2 separate regions of the Homo sapiens genome follow, and region 1 is linked to region 2. The links are chromatin loops, found by intact Hi-C in ENCODE. Cell type or tissue: B cell. All regions are shown on one strand. Links, peaks and the distances in the headings refer to the core of each region. The heading gives the core; the rest is flanking DNA.

Evidence for each region. Hi-C counts contacts between places; a loop is a spot of excess contacts. Peaks named below come from ENCODE experiments on the same cell type or tissue, not always from the same donor. Only the 100,000 strongest peaks of a DNase experiment are listed, where the experiment ranks them.
Region 1: a loop joins it to region 2, with 9 times the contacts of the local background. A loop is called at or near these places in 10 of 110 quality-filtered maps.

What each region holds. Positions count from the first base shown.
Region 1 is chr16:88,681,930-88,688,627 of GRCh38, reverse strand. It overlaps SNAI3 (snail family transcriptional repressor 3), which reads left to right and starts at 2,121. Exons shown (of 3, transcript NM_178310.4): 1 at 2,121-2,297. The coding sequence starts at 2,222. SNAI3-AS1 (SNAI3 antisense RNA 1) reads right to left here. Exons shown (of 4, transcript NR_024399.1): 4 at 1,442-1,837. RefSeq lists silencers at 1,841-2,300, 2,351-2,510 and enhancers at 5,969-6,228, 6,479-6,698. In B cell, for the core only: CTCF peaks have their summits at 3,064 and 3,272 (motif pointing right); DNase peaks (open chromatin) are centred at 2,047 and 3,307; H3K4me3 peaks cover 2,443 bases; H3K27ac peaks cover 844 bases.
Region 2 is chr16:88,631,071-88,637,768 of GRCh38, reverse strand. It overlaps ZC3H18 (zinc finger CCCH-type containing 18), which reads right to left. Exons shown (of 18, transcript NM_144604.4): 18 at 5,805-6,668. The coding sequence ends at 6,470. It overlaps LOC124903755 (a long non-coding RNA gene), which reads right to left and starts at 2,761. Exons shown (of 2, transcript XR_007065181.1): 1 at 1,057-2,761; 2 at 335-969. RefSeq lists silencers at 2,697-2,856, 3,077-3,156, 3,197-3,256, 3,357-3,406 and enhancers at 2,066-2,995, 4,267-4,336. In B cell, for the core only: no CTCF peak of the experiment used is centred there; DNase peaks (open chromatin) are centred at 1,678, 2,298, 2,808, 3,568 and 1 weaker place; H3K4me3 peaks cover 2,127 bases; H3K27ac peaks cover 2,095 bases.

The DNA of each region.
Region 1 (6,698 bases), core at 517-5,516, 51 kb before region 2:
GATGGAGACGGCCGCCCTCCCCCAATCCCCACCCCCGAGGCTGCACCTGTGGGAAGGGGGACGCTGATGTTTCCCTCTGTGGGGCCTTCTTGGGTCCAGCCTGGACACCGCCCTGTGCATCACAGCTGAAGAGTGAGTCTGCAGCCGACTTGAGTGTCCCTGGGGGGCAAGTTGTTGCGGCAGCCCTGGGACCCCACCCCAAAGGTGCTCGCAGGCCCTCTAGGGCGTTCCCGGGATGAGATCAGCCATTCTCCTCGGGAGGGCTACAGCAGCCCTGAGTAACACCAGGCTCTAGCTGGGATTAGGAGATAAGCTTGCTGGGGCTTGGCGGGTGGCCACACAACGGGTAGGTGGGCGGGGAGGGACGGTGTGGGTGGAGGCTTGGCTCAGGTATCTGCAAGCGTTATCTGTGTCTGCGAGGGAGAGAGAGAAGGAAGGGAGGCTATAAATAGAAACCTTTCCAGGCGAGGAACAGGTGAATAAGCAGAAGGCAGGCATGTGTCCTCTGAAATCTACACTCCCGGCGTGGTGGTGCCAGGCCATGCTTGCAGGAGAGGCGGGCACCTTCTTCCAGGGGCACCTCCACCTGTCCTTCCACTCCCCCTCACCAAGTGGCAGACAAGCTGGAGTGTGGCTGGGTCCCAATCCCACTGTGTCCTAACCTCTCACAGCCTTGGTCTTCTTTTTTGTTTTTTTTTAATTTTTTGAGACAGGGTCTTGCTCTGTTGTCCAGACTGGAGTGCAGTGGGGTCATCATAGCTCACAGCAGCCTCCACCTCCTGGAGGCTACTGCAACAAGCAATCCTCCCTCCTCAGCGTCCTGAGTAGCTGGGACTGAAGATGGGTGTTGCCACGCCTGGCTAATTAAAATAATTTTTTTTTTTTTTTTTGTAGAGACGGGGTCTCATGTTGTTTTTCAGGCTGGTCTCAAACTCCTGGGCTCAAGCAGTCCTCTTGTCTCAGCCTCCCACAGTGCTGGGATTACAGGCGTGAGCTGCTGAGCCCAGACTCACAGCCTAGTTTTTTTTCATTGGCAAAGTGGGGCTGATACTAGCCCAGCTTTTCACACCCTGGACGTGTGATGTGGGACGTGGGATGCTGGTGTGGCACGGCCCTCCTCCCTGCTGTCTGTCCCTCAGAGCTTCCATGGACTCACCACCCCCCACCTTCTCCACCCCCGGCCCACAGGGGGCAAAGGCCACCCAGCTCTGAGGTGGAAGCCCTGCTGGGGAGGCAGGCCGGCGGCACAGCCAGGGACACCCTGTGTGCACGCCAGCCCAGAGACGGCCCCACCTGGCCCCCAACGTTATGAAATGTCCATGTCAAAAGAGACCCAGACACTGGACACAGCGGCTCCCAGCTTTTTATGACCCTGAGGGCTCTACAGGACCACAAAGGAGGGAAACGGATTGCCCAGGTCACACGTGCAGCTGTTGCAGAATTCACGTGATTCACCGGTTTTATTAAACTTCCCATAACCATGTCTGACCCCCTGGGAATTCCAGAATTCCAGGCCAAGTCCTCCGTCCCCCAAAAAACAGCTTTCTGGAGGCACTGGACAAACTCCTAAAGGGCTGACTCCAGTGGGGGAAGCCTTCGGAGACTGCAGCCCATCCAGAAAGGACCACTGTCTCCAGGCCACCGGTCCCGGGCCTGTTCCAGAGCCGCCAGTAGGGCTGGTCACTAGGGTCAGCTTCGTTTCGCCTGGGCTCTCCCCATCAATCCTGTCCTGTGAGTTTGCAGAAGGGATGGGGAGGCGAGGCCAGGCCGCAGAGTGAGCGTCATTCTCCGCAGCAAGGGTTCTCCAAGGACCGCGCTCGGCCGACGCTTCCACATTCTGTGGAAGAGATTCTCGCTCGGTTTCCACACAGCTTTGAACTCTGCCCTTCACTCACGGCGAGTGGGTGGCCAGGCCCGACGGGTCGGTGTGTGACTCGGCGGCGCGCACGCCAGAGAATTCCCGTGGGGAGGACACCGGCGGCCACGCGCTCCCCGCCCCGTCCCGCCCGCGCACCTGTCCTGGGCGTGTTGCCCGAGACCCCGCCTCGCCCTCAGTTCCGCCCCCGTGGCCCCGCCCCACTCGCGCCGGGCGCTGGTTGGCGGAGGCGGCGCGCTATGCTAATGAGCCTGACCCCTTCAAGCGCCGGCGGACGCAGCAGTCCGGACCCAGGCGCGCCCCTCCCGCCCCAGCCCACCCCGGCCTGCCGCCCGGGAGGGGAACATGCCGCGCTCCTTCCTGGTGAAAACGCACTCCAGCCACAGGGTCCCCAACTACCGGCGGCTGGAGACGCAGAGAGGTACTGACTACCCGATCCCCGAGCCCCTGCCGGGACTCGACCCTGAGGGGCGGGAGAGAGAGAGAGGCCCCTGGGAGCGGGGGCTGGGGAGACACCTGTCCCAGGTGGGAGGAGAAGGAGCCAGCGCCTCTGCGCAGCGGCTGCGGCTGCAGGGAGGGAGGTGGCCCACGGGCGCCTCCACTTCAGGGCACTGAGCCCCGCCTCCGGCAGGGCGGGCGGGATTCTCTCCCAACTTGGAGAAGTTTTCTAAGTTTTCTAAGCCCCCAAGTCTCCCTGGAACTCACCCCTGATATACAGCCGCCCGTCCCAACCACTACAGCCCCAGCTAAAGGCACCCTGGAGTCATCTTCCTGGCGCACACGTTTGGGAGGGGTCGCGGGGTGGTGGGTGGGAGGGAAGGAGGGCCGTCTGGGGCGGCCCGGCTCAGGGACCCCCGGAGCATGCTGACTGGGGGTGTAAGCACAGGGGATGGTGAGAAGGACACATGGGCTCTTTCTGGTGCAAAGGCACTGCCCCTCCTGCATTCAGTTCAGGTGAGCCTCCGCCCGTGGTCTCCCTCCCTCCCCCACCTCCCTTCACCCCAGAAGCCCTCCTGCTCACCCCGGCAGGCTTGCCTGGGCAGGCTGGGCTAAAGGGCTGCAATCCTCCACACACCGGCTAGGCTGGGGAGATGGGTGCCCAGCAACCGGGCTGCCCGTTCATTCCCACTGCCTGCTAGGCTTAGGGACACGAGAGAAGAGGACTCTGTCCTTCAGAGGACAGCCTGCCACACGGGCGGTGAGAGCAGTCCCCACCTGGCTTGGCAGCTTCTTGGGACAAAGGCCCACTGAGGGGCGCCGGCGGACGCGGTGGTCGGGACTCACGCTCTGTGGCCGGTGGGGGAGAGCAGGAAGGGCGCTGTTGGGGCTGTGGCCCCCAGCAACACCGCCAAGAGGCCTTTATCCCAGCTCAGAACCCAGAGTTGGGGATGGGGGGGATCCCACCTGGACCCACACCCGAGGCCCGGGCTGCCACCAGGGGGTGCCAGCTAGGACCATGCTTTTCAAATGTGCATTTTGAAATCAGTTTCATCAGTCACCCCCAGCAATTTTGTAAAATAAAATAGAGCAGAAACTGCCGGAGTGCCTGGCTCATGGTGAAGGACACTGGCTTCTGTTATGTGTATGTGGATGCGCATGTGACTACACATGTGTGCGGAATTTACATGGGTAATAGTTGCAAGTTTCAAAGTGTTGCTTAGGGTCCATCCCAGTGTGCAAATCTGGGTAGCTGTGCTGGGCCCAGTGGGCAACTGTCGTGAGTAGCCGTGCTGCCCCGCAGTGCTCTCTGCTCCCCGCCCCCGCTCCCCTCCTCACTGTAGCCCCAGCTGCCTGGCTTTCTGACAGCCAGGGGGCCCTGGCAACTTTCTGCCAAGATGTTACCCCAGGATAGACCTGAGGTGCTGGGATTTGGGGCCCCTCAATCTCTCCTTTTAAATAAATGGCTCCTATGGCTCCCCAGGGAACCCCTGAAGCCAGCAAGGTACTTAAACAGTCTCTTCAGCTGGGTGTGGCGGCTCATGCCTGTAATCTCAGCACTTTGGGAGGTCGAGGACGGCAGATCACTTGAGGTCAGGAGTTCGAAACCAGCCAACATGGCGAAACCCCGTCCCTACTAAAAATACAGAAGTTACCCCGGTGTGCTGGCGGGTGCCTATAATCCCAGATACTCAGGAGGCTGAGGTAGGAGAATCACTTGAACCCGGGAGATGGAGGTTGCAGTGAGCCACGATCGCGCCCCTGCACTCCAACCTGGGCGACAGAGCGAGACTCTGTCTCAAAACAAAACAAAACAAAACAGTGTCTTCTCCCCAGGATCTGGACCGCAGCATGAATAAAAAGGCAAGCAAAACCCAGAGAGTATGGGGAAAGCATTTAAAATCCCAGCAGAAACACATGGTCAGCCTGACGGGGCGAGACTGTCTCTTGCCCCGTCCTGCCTCTGGGCTCAGCCACTGGGCCCACAAACAGGGTCCTGGCTCTGTGACAATACCTGGAGGCAGAAAGGTGGCCATGTCTTAGAGATGGAAAAAAGAAATGGTGACTTTTTCCTGCAGAGAGGCCCCAGCAAAGCCGGGAAACCTGGGGCTCCCCCAGTGCTGTCTCCCCAGAACTCTCTTGGACGCTGCCTCTTAGCCTGTCATTGCCGTCACTTCTGGGTGGACAGAAACCTGATGACTCTGTAATTAGGAAAACTGAGGGTGGGAGGAGGTCAGGTCAGGAGAGAGTGGCAGATGGGAGGCGTTCCTTTGAATCCCCTATTCCTCCTCATCCTCACAGCACTGGTTATTGTCAATTTTTTTCAGTTCTACTGGGTGTGAGCATCTCATTGTGATTGCGATTTGGGCTTCCCTGATGGCATTGAGCATCTTTGCATGTGTTCATTGGCCATTTGTGTATCGTCTTTGGAGAAATAGTTATTCAGATCCCTTGCCCAGGCCGGGCGCAGTGGCTCACACTTGTAATCCAGCACTTTGGGAGGCTGAGGTGGGCAGATCCCTTGAGGCCAGGAGTTTGAGACGAGTCTGGCCAATGTGGCAAAAACCCGCGTCTACTAAACATACAAAAATTAGCTGGGCATGGTGGCAGGTGTCTGTAATCCCAGCTATCAGGAGGCTGAGGCAGGAGAATTGTTTGAACCTGGGAGGCGGAGGTTGCAGTGAGCTGAGATCACGCCATTGCACTCCAGCCTGGGCGACAAGAGTGAGACTCCAGCTCAAAAAAAAAAAAAAAAAAAAAGGCCAGGCGCAGTGGCTTATGCCTGTAATCCCAGTACTTTGGGAGGCTGATGCAGGCGGATCACAAGGTCAAGAGTTCGAGACCAGCCTGGCCAACATGGTAAAACCCTGTCTCTACTAAGAATACAAAAATAAGCCAGGCGTGGTGGCGCATGCCTGTAATCCCAGCTACTTGGGAGGCTGAGGCAGGAGAATTGCTTGAACCAGGGAGGCAGAGGTTGCAATGAGCCCAGATCGTGCCATCGCACTCCAGCCTGGGTGACAGAGCGAGACTCCATCTGGGGGAAAAAAAAAATTAGCCAGGCATGGTGGCGCACACCTGTAGTCCCAGCTACTTGGGAGTCTGAGGCAGGAAAATCATTTGGACCTGGGAGGTGGAGGTTGCAGGTTGCAGTGAGCCGATTTCACGCCACTGCACTCCAGCCTGGGAGACAGAGCAAGACTCTGTCTCAAAAAAAAAAAAAAAAAAAGGGTGGGGGGCCAGGTGCGGTGGCTCACGCCTGTGATCCCAGCACTTTGGGAGGCCAAGGAGGGTGGATCACGAGGTCAGGAGATCGAGACCATTCTGGCTAACACAGTGAAATCCTGTCTCTACAAAAAAAATACAAAAAAATTAGCCGGGCGTGGTGGCAGGCGCCTGTACTCCCAGCTACGCAGGAGGCTGAGGCAGGAGAATCGCTTGAACCCAGGAGGTGGAGGTTACAGTGAACCGAGATCACGCCACTGCACTCCAGCCTGGCAACAGAGCGAGACTCCGTCTCTAAAAAAAAAAAAAAAAAAAAAAAAAAAAAATCCCTTGCCCATATTAAAATTGTATTATTTGTCTTTTTATTGTCGACTTGCTAACATCCTTTATATGTTCTAGTGTTCTAGATGCTATTCCTGATCAGAAGTCTGATTTGCAAATATTTTCTCCTATTCTATGGGTTGTCTGTCTCTACCCAAAGCCTCAGCATGGAGGTAGAAACAGAGCCAGAGATCCATTTTAACACATATAGAGTAAGAAAGGGATTGAGGGCTGTTGGGAGATTTTGGCTTTGGGGACATACAGAGTTTAACTCTTACCTGCAGACTAACCTGTTTATCTGGGGGCTGCTGCCCTTACATGGATCACCCATGTGGTGTGCAGTGTGCCAGCCCCCAGATAGAGGAAACACCGTCCTGGGGAGGAGCCCAGCCGGGGTAATTCTGAAAGCCCAGGCCAGAGCACCCCAGCCATGTGGCTCAGCTGCATTCAGAGCACAGTAGAGTGGGCACTGGTCAGCGGCCAGGGAGGCTTCTGAGCTCACTGCCTCGTTATCCACAAAAGGAGATGCCCGAGGGGCGACTGTGGGGTGACTGGAGGGTGATTAGTTATGAGTGGGCTGATTTTACACTCAGCCGGCACCTTGCTGCCAAGCGTCTGACTGATGGCTGCTGCATGGGCACCTGGAGGATGCCGGCCCAGGCTGGGACCCCTCCAGAGGTGGGTGGGGCTCATCAGAGGGTCCTGCCCAGCCGAGGCGTAAAGGGCCCTCCTTTACCCACGAGGCCTGTTTCATGTTCCTGAACACAAAGGGTCCCGTCAGATGTTTCTTTGTGTTTAAAGAGGAAGTGAGATTCGCTCTCTAGACCGCGGGGCCTTC
Region 2 (6,698 bases), core at 1,078-6,077:
CTTCAGGTCTCTGTTGGGTTTCTGTGTTGTTTTTTTTTTTGTTGTTTTTTTGAGGCGGAGTCTGACTCTGTCGCCCAGGCGGGGAGTACAGTGGTGCGATCTCGGCTCACTACAAGCTCAGCTTCCTGGGTTCACGCCATTCTCCTGCCTCAGCCTGCCGGGTAGCTGGGACTACAGGCGCCCGCCACCACACCTGGCTAATTTTTTTGTATTTTTAGTAGAGACGGGGTTTCACCATGTTAGCCAGGATGGTCTCGATCTCCTGACCTCGTGATCTGCCCACCTCGGCCTCGCAAAGTGCTGGGATCACAGGCATGAGTCACTGCACCCGGCCTGGGCTTCTGTGGTTTTATTGAGAAAAAAGTTCAAGCTAAAAAGTCTGAGTTGGAGGTGTGAGGAGTGAGGTGTGAGGTGTGAATGAGGCATGAGGCGTGAGGCGTGAGGTGTGAGGTGTGACCAGCACACACAGGAAGCTTTATGTAAGCGGGGCCGGGAGCTGCCTTTGGCCTCCTTGATCGGTGAGGCTGGCTGGGGGTGGGGGCGCTGGAGGTGCCTTTGTTTCCCCGGAAAGGGACAGCTGCAGCCAGAACTTGGGAAGGTTTGAATGCCGGGGGTTTGACGTCATCCTGAGGAGGGTTGTCCTGGAGTCCCCAGGGCCCCTGGCCACATCAGAGGTGGGGGAATCTGTCCGCCCTGGTCCCCTCAGCTTCGGGGTGAGGGCGGGAGGGAGGGTGCTTGTGTGCCCCCAGCCTTTCCTCCCCTGCCGCGGTGCAGATGTGTTCCACGGAGGTGTCCTCTAAGCTGAAAACCTCAGTCTCTCTGAACACAAAAGCTCCCAAGTCGGGTGGGGCTGAGGCAGCACTGGGACCCCTGGGCCCTCCAGCACCTCCTCTTGGCCGCTGTGTGGCTCTCAGCTTGTCTGCTGTGGGCCTCTGGGGGTGAAGGAGGCTGTGCCCCAGGGTTAACAGTCTGGGAGGAATCAAAGACAGATTGCTGGAGTCCCCAGGGCTGCTCCTCCCGACAGTGCCCCTGCCCACCCACCCTCTGCTTGCATACCTCCTGTGACGGGGAGCTCACTATCCGTGCTGGTTTCCTAGGGCTGTGCTAACCATGCACCACAAACTGGGGGGTGTGAAATGGGAGAAGTTTATTCCACGAGGCCGTGGAGCTGGGCGTGTTCAGGGCTGGGTCCTCCTGGAGGCTCTTCCAGCCCTCAGTTTCCCGGGCTGGCGGCTCCTCCCGTGGCCTCTCTGCTGCACCCGCCTTTTCCTCTTCTGTGGTTTATAAGGACACTGGTTGTTGGATGTAGGGCCCAGTCTAAAAGATAATCCCTCCCCCCTTCTCAGGACGTGGGACCTGCCTTAACCCAGGATGAGCCATCTCAAGATCCTTTCCCTAATTACATCAAAGCAAAAGCCCCTTTTCCAAATGAGCGCGCGTTCACAGGTTGGGTTAGGGTGTGGGTAGAGCCTTTTCCAGGACACAGCAGAACCCACTGCATCCCCAGCAGGACAGGTGCTCCTGTGTGGGTTGGCCCTGCCTTAGGCTGGGCTGATACAGGCCTCTCTGCACGGGCGCTTGGCTGTCTCAGAAAAATTCCAGCCCCTCACGGCCCTCCCCAAAAGGCGGCCTGAGCGCCTTGAGGGCCACGTCTGTGGCAGCCCCATCTGTGTACCCAGGGTTGAGAGTAGTGCAGGGCATACAGGAGGGTGCTCTGTAAATAACACAGAATGGAAAAAGGAGGGAGGAGAGCGGCTCTCCCCATGGGTACAGTGGGATGATAGCAGCTCCAGTGCCAGGGCTGCCCTGAGGCGCATTAGCATCACCTGCCTGGCTCAGGTGGTCGCAGGCCGCAGCACCTGCCGCCAGGAGGCTGACAAGCACTCTTACTGTTGGGAGACAGGGCGGCGGCAGTGGGGCAGGGGTGTTTGTCTTTTCTCCAGAGTCCACTCAGCCATTCTTCTGGGGACAAAAACTCAAGACCCCCCGCAATCTCTGCATGCCAAGCACAGCCTGGGGGTAGGGGGCTGGGCCCCTCCCTGGCTCCGGAGTCTCTGGGGGCCTCCCCTGGGTTGAGACCTACGAAGCAGCCCCGGGGTCCCTTCTGCCACAGAGAGGGGCCCAGGGGAGCCTCATTGGAAACGTCCCGAGGGGCCTGCAGCTGGGTGCTCAAGATGTTTTGTGGAAACCCTGACGAGTCACCGGGCTCAGCATGGCCGGGCCTGGCCTCCCCAGTGCTCTGCCCAACCTGCCCAGCTGCGGCTTGGGGCTAGGGCTGCAGGCCAGGCCGGGTGGGGAATCTTGAGGAGGGGAGGAGGGTGCCTTCGTGCAGGGTTAGGGAACGCACAGTGTTGGGAGGGAAAGACAAATTGATGTCAGTCCTCGTCCTCTGCTGGGAGTCCTTGTGCAGTGCACGACCTGCTCAACCATACCCAAGAAAGAGAGGAAGGGGGAGGGAATAGGAGCCAGAGGGAATGGAGGAAAACGCCAGGAAAAGACGGGGAGAGCGAGAAGCCCCCCACCTCGGCCTAGTGCCCTCGTCCCCCATCCCCCGGTGGAGCCAGTGACCCTCCCTCCTGGCATGGGGAACAGGTCTGTCCACACGTGGGTCACACACGCCGTTCCCTCGGGCAGGACCTGGTCGGCCTGATGAGGGCAGCCAGTGCCTGAGGAGGTAAATGGCCGAGTGGAAAAGTTCGGCAGGAGGGAGTGAGCAGAAGAAGCCGGAGCCCTCGGGCACAGGAGTGTCCTCCCCGGCCTCCCTCCCTCGGCTGGGCGCCCCCGCATCCTGCGCCCCGCCCAGGGGAGGATGGAAGAAGGCAGCCCCACCGCGGACTCCGCTCCGCCCCCGCCTCCTTCCTCCTCCGACCCGGGGCTGCCTTCTCCCCAGCGGCCGCCGCCCCATCTCCCGCTTTGCTCTGGTTCTGAGGTGGGACGGCCGGACTCCCAGGCACAGGCTGCACCGCGAGAACGGCGCCAGGGACCCGGCCAGCGCCGCGCGTCTCCCCACCTTCCGCGTGTTCTCAGCGCTGTCCCGGGGGTCGCAGGGCCAGGAAGACACGCCCGGGGGGACCTGCGGGACCTGCGGACTGGGCGGGGCCCGGGGTCCTGTGGGCGCAGAGGACGGGAGGACGAAGGGCGGCCTGCGCTCCTGCGGGTGGCTGAGGCAAGCGCAGAAATACCGGGTTGGGCAAGACTGGAAAAGCGGCGGCAGGAAGGCTGGAGGGCGACCCGGAGGCGGAGGCCCAGACAGGCCGAGCGGCTCTCAAACCACAACCCGGGCCCGCCCCCAGCAGACCACGCCCCCGGACCCTGGTCCGGAGATGCGGAACGAGGGGCTTCAGACAAACGCAGGGCCGGGCGGGTCAGAGGCAGCGCGGGGGACGCCCCCCAGACGCAGCGAAGGACGGACCCACGGTCAGGAGCCCTTCAGCGCCCTGAGCGGGCCTGCGGGAAGAGGGGTGAGGCAGGGAGGGCACTGGACAGGGCGGAAGGAAGCGCTCTCTGCAGGGTCTCCCCCCTACATCAAGGCGCAGGTGCACAGTGGGTCACGCGCTGCCGGCTGCCCACAACGCAGGTGTGTCCAGCCGAGGGCACTGCTGGCGGGGGTGCAAAATCGTCATGGGACGTTGGCTGGGACAGCAGAGGGCCCCTCCCTGCGGCGCGGCCGCCCCCACCCCCTCATGGGTTTTCCCCGGCAGGAGTGGTCTCGTGTGTCTCGGCCTTTTCCCCATCTGTGGATCCCTCTAGGGCCACCGCCTCCAAGCAGGGTCTACGTCTGCCTGCCCACCCAAAGCCCAGCCGAACGGGTGGGTGGAAGCGTGGCTGTGGGGGAGGAGCTGCGGGCAGAGGGCAGAGGCCCTGGGGCACCCCCTGGGAGGGGCTGGCGGGCGGATGCCGTTGCCAGAATCCCACACAGGCTTTCTAGTCACTGCATGGGGAGCGAGGAGAACGTGAGTGCCAACCACCTGGAGCAGGACGTCCCTGGAGGGCGTGGACGCCCATCGATGCCTGTCACACAGCAAGGCCGTCCTTCCCAGCTGCCTGACCAAACATCCTCTCCACTAGACCACATGGGGGCAGTCACCCTCCTAGGACAGGCCCCTCTGCACCAGTGTCCAAGAGCCAGAGGGATGGGTAGCCACACCTGGGGTCCACTGCCACCCGGTGCGAGTTCAAACCCAGCTCCAGACTGAGGTGCCTAGGGCTGTGGCCGGGGGCTGAGCAGCCGCAGAGGGGACCTCGCCTGGTCCCAGTCCACAGGTGAGCTGTGGTGGGTTCACCTGTCTGCTCCTGGCCGTTGAGCTGTGGTGGGCTCACCTGTCCGCTCCTGGCCGTAAAGAGACAGTCACTGCAGATGCTAGCTTGAGGTGCCCCACACTGGGGGCACAGAGCGCCATTTCCTGGCCTCCAGCCCTCATGGTGCAGCTCACAAATGACAGGCTGCAGGCTGGCACCCAGGGTGGCCTGGACTCCAGCTCTGTGGCCTTGAAGGCCACCCTTTTCAGAGAATGGGAATTCCCTTGCACCTGGCTTTGACCTGATGGCAAATCGGATAAGCCTCAAAAAACTGTGGCCGGACGCGGTGGCTCACGCCTGTCATCCCAGCACTTTGAGAGGCCGAGACGGGTGGATCACGAGGTCAGGAGATCGAGACCATCCTGGCTAACATGGTGAAACCCCGTCTCTACTAAAAATACAAAAAATTAGCTGGGCGTAGTGGCGGCCGCCTGTAGTCCCAGCTACTCGGGAGGCTGAGGCAGGAGAATGGTGTGAACCCGGGTGGCGGAGCTTGCAGTGAGCCGAGATCGTGCCACTGCCCTCCAGCCTGGGCGACAGAGTGAGACTCAGTCTCAGGAAAAAAAAAAAAAAAAAAAGAAAAGAAAAAATTGCTGAGACACATGATCCAGGCCGCTGGGACACAAGATGAACTGCATGGCCTGCGCTATCGGAGGGAGGTGGACATAAAATGGGAAACAGTCCCCTCAGGAGTGCACAGGCGGTCCCCCTGTGGTGCTCGCTCACGCCCAGCTCCTCTGCCTACACTCTAATTGTCATTTAATCCAGGGGAAGAGTGGCATGGACGCAGGTCATGCTGGGAGCAGAAGCACGGGATGCTGCCTCCCTGGGGCTCAGCTCGCGGCCCCGTGGGAGGGAGCTCTCTCTTGGAGGTCTCATCCTGAACCTCGGGTCAGGAAGTAGATGAGGGAGATGGGTGGGCCGCAGGCCTGGGCACCACACCGCGGCTACCTGAATCTGATTAAAGGAGGCGCTGGAGGCCCTGGAGCGTGCACCTGGGAGGCCGCTGCCCAGGCGCAGGCCTGTGGCTTTCAAGGTGGAAAGCAGGGAGCAGCAGCGGTGGGTCCTGGGGGGCTCTGCCGGTGGCCCCTGCTGTGGAACGTGGCATCACACGCGGGGCCTGGCTCAGCAGGTCTGGGGCCTGCACACGGAGCCGGTGGTGGTCACTGCAGTGGTGGCAGCTGGGCTTGGGGCTGGGAGTCAGCCCTGGACCTCTTCCCCTCCAGCAGCTCCACGGCCCCTGCAGGGAAAGTACCTCCACCTCACGGACCAAGGAAGCCCCAACCCAGCCCCACGAATGGGGAAACTGAGGCGCAATGCTCTCCTGGGCTGGGTCTGAAGGCAGGAGCTGCTCCACAGCCGGTCCTCCCGGGGGGAGTGAGTGCACAGCCACACCCTCGCCCCCCAGCGGCTCCCGAGTGCTGGGCCGAGTGCAGTGCACGACACAGAGGCAGCCCCGGCTGCGCATGGGCAGAGGGCGCACACACCACGAGGGCAAGGACAGCTGCTTATCAAAATATTTTATTTTAGGAGACCCCTCAAAAAAAGACCCACCACATTAGACAGACGCCCCAACAACACCCTTGGCCTTTTTTTGGTCTTTTCTGTATTTTTTCCTTTTTAAATCAACTAAAACAATTTGATGCTTAAAATAAAAGACAGGAAATATTTCCTGATGAGACTTTAGTCGAGAATATAGATATATTTCTGATCCGGGGGCGGGTGATCAGGGGCGGGGGAGGAGAAGGATGTGCCACCAGTGGTTCGCGAGGTTCCGTTTCTCAGCTCAGGAGGGAGCCTGGCTGCCTGGACCCGGGCTAGGGACCCAGAGCTGGGGCTCCACAGGCCTGACCAGGGCCAGGGAAGAAGACGGAGGAGGAGGAAGAGAAGGCGGGGCTGGCGGCTGGGGCTTGTAATTTACATGAGAACCGTGCTGGTCACTAGCGCTGTCTGTGTCTGTCTGTCCTGCGGGACTTCTGCTCTGGGGAGGGAGGCTGGGATTCAGCGTCGTTGTCATTTCCTGTGTGGCTTCTTTTCCAGCTGAGAAACTTTTTTTTCTTTTTTACTTTTTAAAAAGAATCACAGCCAAAATAAGACATTAACTGCAAAATCCAAAATGGCTGCGCTTACCCTATGTATAAAAATGCGTCCAGTCCGGTCGGGGCACGGCCTATGCTTTCCCGGGGATCTTGGCCCGCTTGCGTGCAATAGCATCCTCCACGGCCTTCAGCTGTTTCAGCAGCTCCTCCCGCCGAGACAGCGTGCTGGCCTTCCCTGATTTGGTGCTGGCGGCGCCGGGATCCGAGGCTTTGCCGGGCACGCTCGTGACCTTGCTGGAGCTCTTGGACTGGGGTGACAGCTGGCGCTTCCTACAAGGGGGTGGGGAAGACCTTGAGCCC